Linked DNA regions of Homo sapiens: region 2 is linked to region 1. A link is a loop called in an ENCODE intact Hi-C map of the cell type or tissue named here. Cell type or tissue: MCF 10A. All regions are shown on one strand.

Evidence for each region. Peaks named below come from ENCODE experiments on the same cell type or tissue, not always from the same donor. Only the 100,000 strongest peaks of a DNase experiment are listed, where the experiment ranks them.
Region 2: it touches region 1 in a loop (2.2-fold over the local background); 5 of 110 quality-filtered maps call a loop at or near these places.

What each region holds. Positions count from the first base shown.
Region 1 is chr4:154,414,271-154,419,270 of GRCh38, forward strand. The region is part of intron 1 of DCHS2 (dachsous cadherin-related 2); the gene reads right to left. Among named protein-coding and RNA genes, the nearest start is that of DCHS2, 75 kb to the right of the region's middle. RefSeq lists enhancers at 1,924-2,143, 2,431-2,932. In MCF 10A, no CTCF peak of the experiment used is centred here; a DNase peak (open chromatin) is centred at 2,641.
Region 2 is chr4:154,462,715-154,467,714 of GRCh38, forward strand. The region is part of intron 1 of DCHS2 (dachsous cadherin-related 2); the gene reads right to left. Among named protein-coding and RNA genes, the nearest start is that of DCHS2, 27 kb to the right of the region's middle. In MCF 10A, no CTCF peak of the experiment used is centred here; DNase peaks (open chromatin) are centred at 2,127 and 2,517.

The DNA of each region.
Region 1 (5,000 bases):
ACTAGCTCAGTTACTAATCTACTTTTTCAAGATTTAAAACAAAGTACTAACTCAGAGCTTAAATCTAGCATTTCTTTAAACCCAATCAAAACACAAAATGCTTAACACTATAAATTATCCTCCTAGGTTGAGTTTCTAACATTAAAGGAAGCAAAGCAGAAAATTCCCAGAGAGTATAATATAAAGTGAAGACAAAAAATATCTCCATACAGCTTTCTTTTTTTTTTTTTTTTTTTTTTTTGGCCAAGGGACATATGATAACTGCCAAAAATTAGGCCGTAATTCAAGAAGCATTCCTGACATCATTGTACACTTGTTTCTCTACTCAAAACACAAATTTATCACTAACTGTCACTGGACTGCTATCCAACTACAACTTCCCCATCTCATGCATAAAACTATGCTTTTAAAGTACTAAAACATTAATACCCACCAAGATGGGGGATAGGCCTTTTCTTACATGAATATGTAAAAGTTGATTTAGGTATTCGTGATAGAGAAGTGAAAGGAAAGACTGAAAATGAGACCTTGCTCACCTCTTTCCTAAATGGGATACTGCAGGTTATAAGGAAAATCAAGAGTGGACAGAGAAAAGGGAGTTTAGAATGATCTGAACCTGTGTTGGCAGTCATGCCATTGGGGAACACAGCCATTCAACAGTGGAAGTACTTGCCTTCCTTGACAGCTGCTAAGAAGGTGATGCCGCGGCTACAGCTCCCAGATGAGCTCATGTGGGTATGGCAAAAGGTTCACCCCTGTAACATACTGTCCTCTTTAGCAGCTGTTCAACTGCCTAACACATGGCTATTTTCTCTGCCTAAATCAGTATCATTTAGTTATACTACTGAAGACCGGGAGGGACCTGATATAACTGATGCTATTTGCAAATTAATAGATGAGGGAACTAACCATAAAAATTTTTTCAGAAATCTGATACTAATTTGAACAGTATTTTCAATCAATTACAAGGATTCATTTCTAATCTTCTCTCAAATATTGATGAAACATTTCATAATTTGTTTTGACTTATACATAGATTTAATTGCATATACATTTAATTGGAGCCCATGACTCATTAGCAATAGAATTTCCTAACTTGCTCCAAATTTTCAGTAGCCTCAGGTTTCCCAGAGACCCAGCCTTTCTCAGTTGCCATGGATTTCCTGCCTCTGGGGGTGCCACCACATTATTACTTAGAGGCATTCCTACTCCTAAATCTGCTCTTGAATGAGCTGGCATTTGACAGAATTCCTCCTTTTTGGAGAAGCAACCAGAGGCAGTCTGAGATTATTCAGATATTTATCTTTGACTTCCGGTACTGGGGGAAAGACAGAAAGACTTAGCTAAAGAATCTCAAGTAAGCCTGACCTTGGGTACTGGAGACCTAAAGCTACGGTATCTCCAGGTCCCGAGCGTCAGTAAGATGGAGCTAATTAGGAGGAAACCGAGGTCGGTGAGGAAAATGACTATGAGATCAGATTCAGCCCAAAGCGTGGCCAGGAATCAGCTCCACCCAGAGGTCTCCAAAAAGTGGCAGAACACTCTGAGTTTTCTCCAAGGGAATTGATGGACAGACTTGTAGGAAGAAAACATAAATTCACTTAAATAAGTTTTTTACCTCTTCCATTTTATTATTTTTTAAATATTTTTATCTTATATATTTTAAATTCATATTTTATCTTCTATATTCATTTTTATTTCATGTATACATTCACATTTATACACCTGTATACAAAATTCTTGCACGTGGTTTATAAGGAAATAAACATATACTGGAGATGAGTACTCAAAACTTTTATTAATAGGTACATTCAGTCCAAAAAGTTTGAAGGCTGATGCAGTAGAACTGAGATGAGCACAAGAGAAGGGGTAGGAAGAGGGCGCTAAGTCAAATGGTCATGATCAGCTGTCTGAAAGTTGGGGAGATCCCACAGGAAGAGAGCCCAGAGACGGGGGACAGGATAGGCCCCGAGGACAGCCTGGAAGGAGGGTCCACACCAGAAACAGAGGAGCACAGCTGCATCAGCCCCGTCTTCTATTTCCTGCCAGAGGGACGCAGTTGACCTCACAGCGCCCCCACCTCGCATCCCAGGATCATTAGCAGCTGACAGCGCAGGGAGGCTGTGTTTATCCAACATCTTTTCTTTTTCTTTTCCTTCAGGCCTCTGGTGTTATTCCCCACCCGACGAGGAATACGTCTTCCTTCTGTTATTAAATCTTCAGGCTCCCTGAGTCCTGCTCCTATTGTTTCCTCTTTTGTGCCATCTGATCCTCCAAACACCTTGTCCTAGGCTCTAGCCGGACATTTCTGACATCTCAAGACTTGAGACTTTGATTTCTGAGCCCCTCAGATCACACGGTAACTCCACCCACTTTCCTAAGCAACCAACTTGGTACCACAGAAGAGGAACTGGGGAAAATCAAACTGAATAAAAACACTTATAAATAAGCTAGTTTCCCCCTGTGTAACAGCACGGTTTCCCCGGTGCTGCTTGTTTAAATCTCCGAGCTGGCGGCGCCAGGCAGGAAAGTGTCTGCTCCAGCTCCTCGCTGCACCTTCCTCACATAATCTTGGCGAACGTTCACATTTCCAGTCAGCGTGGCTCATTTTATTTCCCAGATGTTTTTACACTCCGAGGCCAAAACTAACACGAAATCGCTCCTTTCCTGTCACCCCCGGCCTCTGTCTGTCCCCGTCACTCCCGTCCTCCCATTACCCTCTCCCAGCTGCAGGGATCACGGACGCCAAGCGGCACTATTTTACTAGGAGCTGCAACTACAACCACAGGATCGCGGCGGGGTCGCCCTCTGTGAGAAGCCACACAAACGCGAATCACATGGCTAAAACCACACAAAAACCACCTGTCACCACCTCAGGCCGGTCCCGAGTGTGTGTGTGTGTGTGTGTGTGTGTGTGTGTGTGTGTGTGTGTGTGAGAGAGAGAGAGAGAGAGAGAGAGAGAGAGAGAGAGAGAGAGAGAGACCAGTCAGGGGAACTGGGAGTCATTCTTCCCGTTTACAGTGCAGACTCCCAAGTGCACTGTGAGCACATTTTTGACAGTTTAATGTTCAGGATTAGTAGCCTTACCAGACTTCCTTGGCCAAATTCAAGAACTATTTCCATTTAAGCCAAAGCACTTTGTTATTACTCAACAGTTGTTTTAATTAACTCCCTCAGAGCAACTGTGGCCCCAATAAGCTGCTTCAAGGGAGGGATCTCACGATATTTTTTGACCTCACACGAGAAAAACCTACAAACATTAGTAGTGGACTGGTTAATCTGAGCTGTTTCAGAAATCAAATTGTTTTATGCACTATTTGGGACATGATTATACTAAAAACAAAACAAAAAACTATTCATTGTTTATCTGAAATTCAGATTTCACTGAGCACCCTTTTTCTTTGCTAAACTGAACAATCCTAACATGGCCAGGGGGAAAAAAGTGTCCTGGTTCTGTGAGAATCAGTGTTGTCTTAGGAAGACCTGGAAAACAAAACATAAAATCCTTCTAATAGCAGAAACTATCTTAAAAATCAACTAGGCTTTCAATTCTCTTTCTATATTCTACTACCAGAATATGGTATTTTCTCAACTTTCAGAGAACAAACTAAGTTAATTAAAATTTCTCAATGTTAAGCTTTTTTTCCCAATATTTTTTCTAACCATTTCATCTTTGCTTATTTGCCAGCAAACACCAGTGGATGTCAGAAAAAGTGAACAATCCTTAAATGATATTAGTAGGAAAAATGACCTACCCATTCTTAGTTTGGAAGGTTGCCTTTTTCTGAACAAATATTCTTATTTTTGTAACATTTATATTATATGGTCAAATTTCTGTCGTACAATTATTTCTAGTTAATACAATAATTTTAAATGCACCTGTAGGTCATGGTATTCTTCTAGGGATATAGTTATCAGAATAAATGTGAAAACCAGCAAATAATTGCATGTATTTCTTTCATATTACATATGTAGAACCCGAGGCTCAGAAAACCCATGAATGTGCCCAGAGTTAGGCACATGGCCCCGCTGTATCAGCACTAACGCCAGGTGTCTCAGTGCCCAGCTCACTACCTGATTAAAAACAGGACACTACTTTTCAAATGGCAGAAGCCCCTTGCAAGGTGTCGCCAGCTGAGAGTGCCTTTAATCCACTCACTAAGACTCCCTTTTCCTCTTCCACCATTTAGAAAGGATGATTATCACACCACTGCAGCTAAAACATAAAAGAACATATCAAAGGAATTTGTAAAGTATTTATTAAAAACATTTATTTCAGAAGAGCCAATGTAACAAAATTTTGCTATTGCAAAATTGACACAAAATGCCAGTTGTTCTCCCCTTTTAGATCCATGCACTCTTTTTAGTTAAGCATTTTGTAATATCTCCTTTTCTACCCTGATATAAATTTTTTATGACATCGATATAATGTCCTAGCTATAATATAAAGGGAAAATAAAAGTGATTCATAGTAAAATATCATGTATTTCAATATGTAATTATGTAGGTATGACTACAATAGGAAACACAATGAGATAGATATTTGCACATATTTTTAATGAGTAAGTTTGGAGTTATGAGAAGACACCATTCCATAAGCTTTTGTACATATTTTACAATTTGAAATAAGGACTAAATAAAGCTGTATGCATAGAAAAACAGCATGAATGCTGAACATGAATGAATGCTTCATATTTGACATTTTAAAAGAAAAAACAAGCCTATATGCATGTGTATGTGTGCATGTGGGTGCACATGCAAACACACATGCAATCAGCATGAATGTAATAGCTACAAAAATAGGCCTCCTGAGTAGGTGACTCAATTTAATAGGCAATGCTGCCATCAGTGACGCATTTTGCAAAATGGTAAAGTTACAAATAAAGTTTCATCTTACCTCAGTTTACTTAGTAGTTGTATTCTTGGGTAATTCAAAGTATATAAAGTCAGCACAAAAATTATTTTGTGTGTTTATACAGAAAATAGAGTAAGGTTCTGGA
Region 2 (5,000 bases), 48 kb after region 1:
CATTAAACACTGGGATAGAGGGGAAAACATTATCTAATAGATTTAAAATTTATACTATCCATAGCTAAAGACATAAATGTATAAACCCAATATGTAGTAAAAAGACTATGAACGAGAGATCCTAAAACAAGATGATAAAATGAAATAATTGTATACAGTTCTCTACAACTAATGTAAGATTGCACAACTAATATGTATATGCTCAATGTTTAAAGTAACTAGCTAGTTAATTGGGAAAATGACATGAAATGAGAAAAAGCCAAAACCTCAAAGATGAACCATGAAAAAGTAAGACTCTTCCCCATACCAAATCCTCAACCCCATTCCTCAATTTCCTCTGTATCCTTCTAAACATTTTGTTTACATTTATAAGTAGGTGTATACATATGTACATACTTATGTATATACATAAGTATATACATACTTATGTGTATATATATAAGTGTGTGTATATATATATACACACACACACACACAGGAATTTGGAGGGTTTTGTTTTTGTTCTACACCAATGGCAGCATACTATACAACTGCTTTTTTCATTCAGAATATATCAGCACATTTTCTAAATCAATATACATAAATCTACTTCTTTAAAAAATTATATAGGCTTTTTTCCCCCAATATAAGGCCTTAAGATCCCCAACTATTAATTTCCCTATCATAGCATTTTTCCGGGACATAAATTGCATGACTAGAGAATGAACACTTTATTGTCATGAAACTAATTCATACCAAGCCTGACATATTTTTAACAAAACTAAGTAGGAGCATGTAATAAAAACTGTACGCTAACAATTTCAAAACTCTTTAACGAAGCCTCTTTTCATTGATTTCTTGAAGGAGAATCAGAATCTTTTGGAGAACAGTACTGAGCTATTAAAATGCTAATAGAAATGTATCCCTTAAGTCTTAGTACAAATAGTACAGGCAGAGGTCATTAGGTAAACTAAAAATCCTGTAAGCTATTCTCTCTTTTCTCTCTCTCTCTCTCTCTCTCTCTCTCTCTCTCTGTCTCTCTCTCCCTCCTTCTGTCTCTCTCCCCAAACTAAAGTTGATACAATACAACAAATTTTTAAAAGTCAGGGCTCTATATACATCAGCATAGAGACTTCATATAGATTCCATGTGATTTGGATTTTATGCTTAACTCAGAACAAGCTTATTTACTTCTTTACTAAAAAACATGTGTAAAAATAAAAACCATCAATAGTGACTTTGCAGAGAATAGCAAATATTCAAAGAGATAGAATATGATATTTAGTTCCCTATTACCCAAGTAACATCAAAATACAAGTCTATCCGTCCAAAGTACGAGTTGGAAAATGATTGAACGTCAGAATTAACACCTTAATGCCCATGTATTGTTGGAAAACGGCAATGTCACCATGTAAAATGTGTGAGCAGGCAAAATTAGACTGGTCACCAAAAAAGCACCCTCCAGCATGTTAGATAGAGGGGACACTGAATTCCTATAGAATTCAATAAACAGCCATACTGAAACATATCACCAAAAATGCTTTGCGACTTAAGTAGTATTTGCAGGAAAAAAACTTTTCCCTCATTGCTTTTTAACTTCTCTGAGAGAAATGAATGTGGAGTTTGATTCCTACTTTTGATTACACAAGATTCCTGATTAAAGAATAATTTGAGGAAAATTCACAGCAAGAGATAGCTCCAATTACAACCAGAGATCATTCTAACTAACCTGGTATACATTTTTTAAATAGAAAAAAATCAAAATGTGTGCAAGGATATAAAGTCCATTTATATGTTTATGGAATATATTAATATAGAACAGAAAACTAAGAAACTAAGTGATTAAATCCTCTCAGAGGATGACTAGAAAAATTGGACAAAATATTTAAAGAAACAACCCATTAAAGGCACACAGATCTCTCACGTATAGTAAAGATTTACTGGGAAAGGAGTCTAGGTAAATACAAATTTGAAGCAACTTCTTTCCATGGGAACTTACATGGGTTCCAGCAGGGAGAACTAGAGACTGAGGCTGAACAGGATTTGCAATATCCTCTTGGTGCCCAGGCCACAGAGGTTGGTCTTCAGGGCCTACAAAGGGTTGGGGAAAGCCCTGCTGGACTCCCTCACTTTTGGCTGTGATCCCTAAAGGCTGTTCCTGAGGAGTAAAGCTGAACCACAACTTCCGCCCTTGCAACTCAGCTTTGAATTATTGCAATATTTGAGACTGGAAAAGAGATCTTTCTACCTCCTAGTCTCCCCAGGTTTCCTAAAGTGTTAGCACCCCCAGGCAACTGGCAGAAGGTTTAAATACTGTTAAAAAGAGATCATCATCTGCATTAGTTATCAGTTGCTGCATACAACATTATTCCAAATTTAGTGGCTTAAAACAAGATATATTTATCATCTCACAGTTTTGAGTCAGGAATCTACGAGTAGCTTAGCTTGGTGGTTTTGCTTCAGGACTTCCAACAGGCTGCAATCAAGGTGCCAGATCGAGCCGCAATCATGTAAGCCTTGACTGGGTCTGAAGGAGCCACCTCCAAGTTGACTCATCTGACTGTTGGCAGGAGCTTCAGTTCCTCACTGTGTGGGTTCACCATAGGGCTGCTCTCAATGTGCTTCTCCCAGAGGGATCCAAGAGCACAAGAGGGAGTCCAATATGGAAGCCACAATCTCAAAAGTGACATACTGGCCAAGTGCAGTGGCTCACGTCTGTAATCCTAGCAGTTTGGGAGACCAAGGCGGGTGGGTCACCTGAGGTCGGGAGCTCAAGACCAGCCTGGACAACATCGTGAAACCCTGTCTCTACTAAAAATGCAAAAATTAGCCAGGCATGGTGGCGCACCCCTGTAATCCCAGCTACCTGGGAGGCTGAGGTAGGAGAATTGTTTGAACCTATGAGGCGGAGGCTGCAGTGAGCTGAGATCACGCCACTACACTCCAGCCTGGGTGACAGAGCAAGACCCCATCTCAAAAAAAAAAAAAGTGACATACCATTACTTCTACCATTTTCTATTAGTCAGAAGTGAGTTACTAAGTCCAGTTCACCCTCAATAAAGGACAATACACAAGGATTGATGTCGTTGGGGGCTATCTTAGAGCCTGGATGCCTCATCATGCTGGGCCTCAAAGTATTTTTGCAAACAGCTTTTCAAACACAATATCCACATACAATCAAAGGTAACCAGGAATACAAAGAAAAAAGACAAAAAGAAAAATACACTAGAAACAACAGATCCATAAAGCTTCAGATATTAAAGCTGCATTGTCAGACAGAGGCTTTAAAAGCTGTATATTTTTTGTTGCTGTTGATAAGGAAAAGATGATAAATTTTAACAGATAACCGCCCAAAAATAATTAATTAATTTAAATTAATTAAGTTTCAAATTTCTACTTCCCAGCATGCTGGTGTAATTGGGACTGGACTTACCCTTTTGTCATAAACAACTAGAAAACTGGACAAAATATAGGAACTAGCTCCTCTCAGACATCAGAGAACAAGCAAGACAAAATTGTGATCCCTGGGCTGAGAGAAACAAGGTGATTCTTACAATTACCCAGTTTAGAGGCTGAGAGAAGACAGAAGACTCCTGGATCAGAGATGAAAGCCTTCATTACTCATAGCAAAGGTGGTAGCCGCATATCAGCATATTCATATCAATTACCCAAGTCTAAGTTTTAAGGGCAAAATAGATGGCCAGATGATGCCTGCACACAGATAGAGTAGGAACACTGAGCCTAAAGAACCCATCACTTTATAGCAAGCGGTAACGAAGCCAGCTCTTCATCCTGAATGGAGACATTACCTCATCCCTCGAGACCGCTTGCTGAAAATGCAACCCTGATAAATAATCCAGGTAAAGAGTGGTCAGGACCTTGCATTCTTGGCATACCCAGCAAGACATGTAAGACCTATGGGAAAACTGATCTATTCGAATGCTAAGTGCATTTCATCTTAGGTAGATTAGAATGATAGCTCTAAAAGCTGAACTATTTTTTGCCAACTTAAAAAACCAGACTGTTTATATTCAATATTTTTATTAATCAAATGAGACAATTATTCTTAAAGCTAGGTTTTAAGAAACAGAGACAAGACTTTTTGTTTTAGTTCAAGAAATATAGGTAGTGTATTTATACTTCTTATACAAAAGGAAGCTTAAGGTTTAACTAGATTTTACTCTAATTCCTTTTCTATTTTAGCTTCCTTTACTGGCATATAAGTAATACTTGGTCAACAAGGTTCCAAGAGAGCTCTCTTTCCCATATTCACAGGTATTAAGTATTATACACAAAAACTTTCTCAGCATCTGGTACAGTATTTAGTGCAGCATCTATGAAGTTTACACAAGATTCCTGATTAAAGAATAATTTGAAGAAAATCCACAGGAAGAGATAGTTCCAATTACATCCAGAGATCATTCCAACTAATCTGGTATACATTTTTTAAATAGAAAAAATCAAAATGTGTGCAAGGCTATAAAATCCATTTATATGTTTATGGAGTATATTGGTATAGAATAGAAAATAATTTATAAGCTTAATATACAATACACCTGATGGCTGTCAAGTTGTCCTATACTTTGGATAGAGTTCCTACTACTAAGTTGCATATTTAACTTCAGTCTTTTACAAGTGAGCAAGGATTGCCAGGCATGAAATGATACCAGGTTATATTTCCTATTAGCAAAATAAGGTATATCTCAATAATTTACTGTTTTACACTATATTTTAAGTGGCTTTAACTCTAAATACATACTCTATAGCCACTGTAATAATTTAAACATGGAAGCCTATCAATTAAAATTGCTAAAATAATGAAAATATTCAAAAGAAGCATTAGCCAATTCTTGTAAGGAATTTGCAGAAATGTCAAAAGTTTAAACAATGTTTGTAATTTTACCAAGAACAAAGAGGTATATTATGTCCAAGTATAATACTTAATATATTTACATGTTTCTGGAAAAAATGGAATGAAAATAGATATTTGTAGGTTGAATTATAATTTGAATGCATGACGA